2 separate regions of the Homo sapiens genome follow, and region 2 is linked to region 1. Evidence: read pairs that join two places in POLR2A ChIA-PET (ENCODE). Cell type or tissue: PC-9. All regions are shown on one strand.

Region 1 (2,500 bases):
AGGGGCTCTCCTGGGGGAGGGGAGGACCCCCTCCTAGGGGACCCTTGCCCCCTTTCCCAGCAGTTTCCTCACTCTGACCCCTCCCATCCCTCCTGGAGATTCAGCAGCCCTGAGCACCGTAATAAAGCGCGAGAGAAGGCTCCCCGGGGAGTGACTTTGTGTGCATGTGAGCAACGTGACTGCCTGCAGAGGCTGTGCCAACAGTGTGACCAAGGTTTCTGGGCCACCCAAACCCAGCCCAGCTGGTTCAAATTCATTTTCCCTCAGGAATGCATTTTCCCACCACCTAAGAGCAGCAGGGCCCATGTAGTCTGGCTGGGTCCCTTGCAGCAGGACCACAGCTGCCAGGAAGGAAAAGGATTGTGTTGCCAGGGGAGCCCTCCCACATGGACTCCAGGAGAAAGCCTGGGCCTGCAACTGAAGTCCAGAAAGTTCCCTCGGCCTGACCTTGGAAGGAAAGGAAAGCCAGGCACCTAGCTCAGAGGGAGGGCTGTTCATCTACACCCCCCTGTCCCCACCTACCCAACATGTGCCCATGTTGTCTCCCAAACCTGGAATGTGTCCCCAGACCCTCTGCCTATACACATTTAGCAATCATCTCCTTCAGAGAAAGGCCTCCTCAACCATTTCCCAACATACACACTAGTGTAAGCTGAATAATGCCCCCACCCAAGGATATCTACAGCCTGACCCTCAACCTATGAATGTCACCTTATATGGCAAAAGGGACACATAGAAGGCAGATGTGATCAAATCAAGGATTTTAAGATGGAAGATTATCCTGGATTAGCCCGGTGGGCCTGATGTGATCATAAGGCTCCTCGTAAGAGGAATCCGGCAGGAGTCAGAGTCAGACAGAAGTTTGACAATAAAAGCAGAGGGACAGAGAGAAGGGAACTGGAAGATGCTACACTGCTGGCTTTGAAGATGGAGGAAGGGGCCACAAGCCAAGGATACAGGCAGCCTGGGAAGCTAGGAAGAGCAAGGAAACAAATTCTGCCCTGGATCCTGCAGAAGGAACCCAGCCATGCAAACCCAGTCTGACTTCTTACCTCCAGAACTTTAAGACAACAAATGTGTGTTGATTTAAGCCACTAAGATTGCAGAATTTGTTACAGTGGCAATAGGGAAGTAATATACTCCTCTGAACTCGAAACACCCTATCACTTAAAGCATTGGTCTTGGGGCTTGATATGTACATGCATCTCTTCTGGACAATACAGTAAAACCCAGTGGGCTGGGCCTTCTTTCCCATACCTTCCCTTCAGCCCCAGAGAGCAAGGCACATTAGGTGTTCAATAAATGCCTGCTGGAAGGACTCTGAGATGGCGCCGGGATGAGCTCACCACTCACACAGTCAAGAGAAAGGTAAACAGTGGGTGAGGTCAAGACCAAAGCCAGTTCCTCCTAGCCTAATGAGTCTCCACATTAGTCACTGCCAGCAAGTTTCCGATCAACCAAGAAGCGCCAGGATTGATGACTGCTCATTCACCCCGGTAGTCCCATCCTACTTGGCCCCAGACAGGGAGCTAGAGCACGGCATAGCTGCCCCGCTGGGCTACATACTAGGTGACCAGCCACAAGAGACTGGGAGGAAGGGGAAAGTAGCCAAGTTTAGAAAAGGGGCTGTGATGATCTGGTCTCCCTGCAAATGTCCCAGGAAAAGCAATCTGCCAGGAAGTTTCATGTAAACATATGCTAAAGCCAAATGGGGGCAAGTATTGTTTATTATAAATTGCTCTTGTTCACAGCCAGTGTAGAGGTAACTTGGCTGCCAGCACAACTTGTCACTATGCAATGTGCCCCAAAACCGGAAGAGCCAAAGAAAGCCCTAAAAGGTGTTACTAGAAATTACCCCCTGGAAATCACAGACAGATCCAAAGTTCCCAGAGGCCCCACCTCTCTCATCTTGAGGTCAAAAAGGTTCACAGGACCGCTGCTACTTACCAGCAAAGTTCAAGAACCCAGCCCTGCAAATTCGCCATCTTTCCGGCCTCATCCCCATTTCAGGGGCTGCTTGTTTTGAGGCCTCTAGGCTGGAGCGGGGTGGGTGGGTAGGAGGAAGCTGCATTTTACTACTGCCTCAGGTTCAAAGGCACTGGAGAATCTCGGTGGGAACCAAGTGGGTGTGGAGGGGCCCCCACTGGGTCCCTCTGCTTCCTCGGCAGAAAAGAGAATATGCACAGATGCAGTAGAGCCCACAGAGGTCAAATGCAGTAAACTCATCCACAGGCTGTGGAGTCAGGCAGACCCCATTTGACTTCCAGGCCCTCCACTTTTCCTGGCTGTATGTGGCCTTGGGCAAGTCACTTCACCTCACCAAGCATCAAGTTCCTCATGAGGAAAATAGGCACAGTAATACTGCCAACCTGACTGGGTTGTCTCCAAGGTTGAGATGACACAAGTAAGTAACCCGTACATCTGACACACAGTAAGCCCACCGAGAATGGTGGTGGTGGTGATGATGATAACGGATAAATCACTTATTTGTTCTGCAAGC
Region 2 (2,500 bases), 91 kb before region 1:
AGTCCCCAGGGTTTATGAACTTCATATCCTATTTTTCTTTATGACATCTGTTGTTTCATATTATAAAACCAATATATGCCCACTGCAAATATTTTAGAAAACAGAGAAAAGCAAAAAAGAAGAAAAAATTACCCACAATCTTACCATCCAGCTATAACAACACCCAGCATTAGGATATAGGTTTGAAAATCTGAATTTTCCCCCAAAATGCATTACAATATCCTTTCCTGTCATTGAAATTTATTCAACAACCTTAATAGTATCCTCATTAATATACCAAAATATTAAATCATCCCTTGTTTTTGATTATTTAAGTTGCTATTTTCTATTGTTGAAAGCAAATTTTTTTAACAGAAAAGGAGGGAGAGGCACAAAGCCCTCAAGGAATGTAATAGAAAGCCATGGAAGCAATAAATAGGTGGACCCAGAAATGGGAGATGAAGCTTCCAAAGATAAGATACTTCAACTTTACAGTTTGGTTTAAGGACAGCTCCTATTTTTAAAACAGCCCCACTAGGGACTTTTGATGGTGAACTTCCCAGATGCCCGTGACGTCAGGAGGTGAAGCAGGTGCTGCAGTGGGTGGGGCTGGCAGCTGGTGTGCTGCTCACCGAGAAGGGAGGAGGGAGGAGCCACGGAGAAGCCTGGAGAAGGAGTAACACAAGAAAGAGACTGCGCCGTGACCCTGTGGGGAGGCATTTATGCTTTAAACCCCCATAGGGAGTATTCAGAGGGCAGAACCTCAGAAGTAGCTGTGTGGGTGTCGAGGAGGTAGAGCGTTCCTTGCTCCTTACAGACCTCACTCCCCTTTTGCATCCAGGGGCCAATGCTCCTGCCATCAGCCTTGCTCTCTCCTTTTCACTTCTCTTATGGGCTCAGGTGGTTAAAGATGCTTATGATTTTGGCCTGGTGAAAAATCCCTAAGGCAGGAAAGCACATGAAAGGAATTAGGCTATCTTGGAAAAAGGAAGAAAATAAAAACATGTTAATATTTTCTTTAGGCTGGGCGCGTTGGCTCACGCCTGTAATCCCAGCACCTTGGGAGGCCGAGGCAGGCAGATCACCTGAGGTGAGGAGTTTGAGACCAGCCTGGCCAACATTGTGAAACACTGTCTCTACTAAAAATACAAAAATTAGCTGGGTGTGTTGGCACATGCCTGTAATCCCAGCTACTCAAATTTTTTTTAATTAAAAAATAATCAAAAGATTTTAAAATTTAAAAATGCAATGATTTTTTTTTACCAGTGTATGAATAGATCTGTAGGATAAATTCCTAGAAGTGGAATTACTGGGTCCAAAAGCATGTGCATTTGTAATTCTGATGGGTCTTGCCAAATTGCCTTTCGTAGAGGTTGAGCCAGTTATACCCTTTCCAGCAATACATGAATGTTTTTTCCCCACATCCTTGCCAACACAAGCATTTTATCAGACTTCTTGATCTTTGCCCAACTGATAAGTGAAACATAGTATGTTTGTGTACTTTCATTTTACTTTTTGGCTTTTATTATGGAAAATTACAAACTGGTAAAAAAGTAGAGACAAAAGTATAATAGGGTCATTACATTATCACCTAAATTTAACAATTGTTGATATTTTGTTATATTTGCTGATCTATGTTGGGGGTTGAAGCATTGTTAAAGTAAATTAAAGATCATCATACTTTCCCCCTAATTACTCTAGTATGTATCTCTGAAAAACATGAACATTTTCCACCTAACCATGATACCATTATTACACCTAATAAAATTAACAGTAATTCCCTAAAAATATAACCTAATATACACTTGATATTCAGATTTTCCAAGTTGTCTTAAAAATGTCTTTATGATTAGTTTGTTCAAACAAATTAAGGACCATTATTAGATTGTGTGTTTGCATGTGCGTGTGTGCATGCACGTGGGCTTTTAATTTGGACTTCTATTATGAGTGACTTGTACAATTTTTTATACATTTAAGAGATGCTTATAATTTTTTCTGTTAACTCTTTGTTCACATTACTGGTCTTTTTCCTTGTTAATATGTAGGTGCTTTTTGTATATTAAGTAAATTAGCCCTTTATAATGTATGTTAGATATATTTTTGCTCATTTGTTTGACTTTGCTTATGGTGTTTTATCCAATATAAACTTTTTTTTTTCGAGGTGGGTCTCAATCTTTCACCCAGGCTGGAGTGCGGTGGCACAATCATAGCTCACGACAGCCTCAAACTGAGCTCAAGTGATCCTCCTACCTCAGCCTCCTGAATAGCTAGGATTACAGGTGCATGCCACCACACCCCTCTAATTTTTAAATTTTTTTGTAGAGATGCAACCTTGTTATATTGCCAGGCTAGTCTCAAACTCCTGGCCTCAAGTGATCCTCCTACCTTGGCCTCCCAAAGCTCTGGGATTATAGGTGTGAGCCACAATGCCTGGTCCAACACAAACATTATTTTAATGTAGTTGAACTTTCAATTTTTTATTTTATAGCTTTTGGATTTTGTGTCATATTTTGAAAGCCCT

What was found. Peaks named below come from ENCODE experiments on the same cell type or tissue, not always from the same donor. Only the 100,000 strongest peaks of a DNase experiment are listed, where the experiment ranks them.
Region 2: POLR2A ChIA-PET joins it to region 1 with 9 read pairs; 2 of 35 experiments call an interaction of 5 or more read pairs at or near these places.

Annotation. Positions count from the first base shown.
Region 1 is chr14:64,719,303-64,721,802 of GRCh38, reverse strand. The region is part of intron 1 of PLEKHG3 (pleckstrin homology and RhoGEF domain containing G3); the gene reads right to left. Among named protein-coding and RNA genes, the nearest start is that of PLEKHG3, 16 kb to the right of the region's middle. In PC-9, no CTCF peak of the experiment used is centred here; a DNase peak (open chromatin) is centred at 1,412; H3K4me3 peaks cover 544 bases; H3K27ac peaks cover 2,131 bases.
Region 2 is chr14:64,810,749-64,813,248 of GRCh38, reverse strand. The region is part of intron 2 of SPTB (spectrin beta, erythrocytic); the gene reads left to right. Among named protein-coding and RNA genes, the nearest start is that of MIR7855, 26 kb to the right of the region's middle. In PC-9, no CTCF peak of the experiment used is centred here; a DNase peak (open chromatin) is centred at 1,398.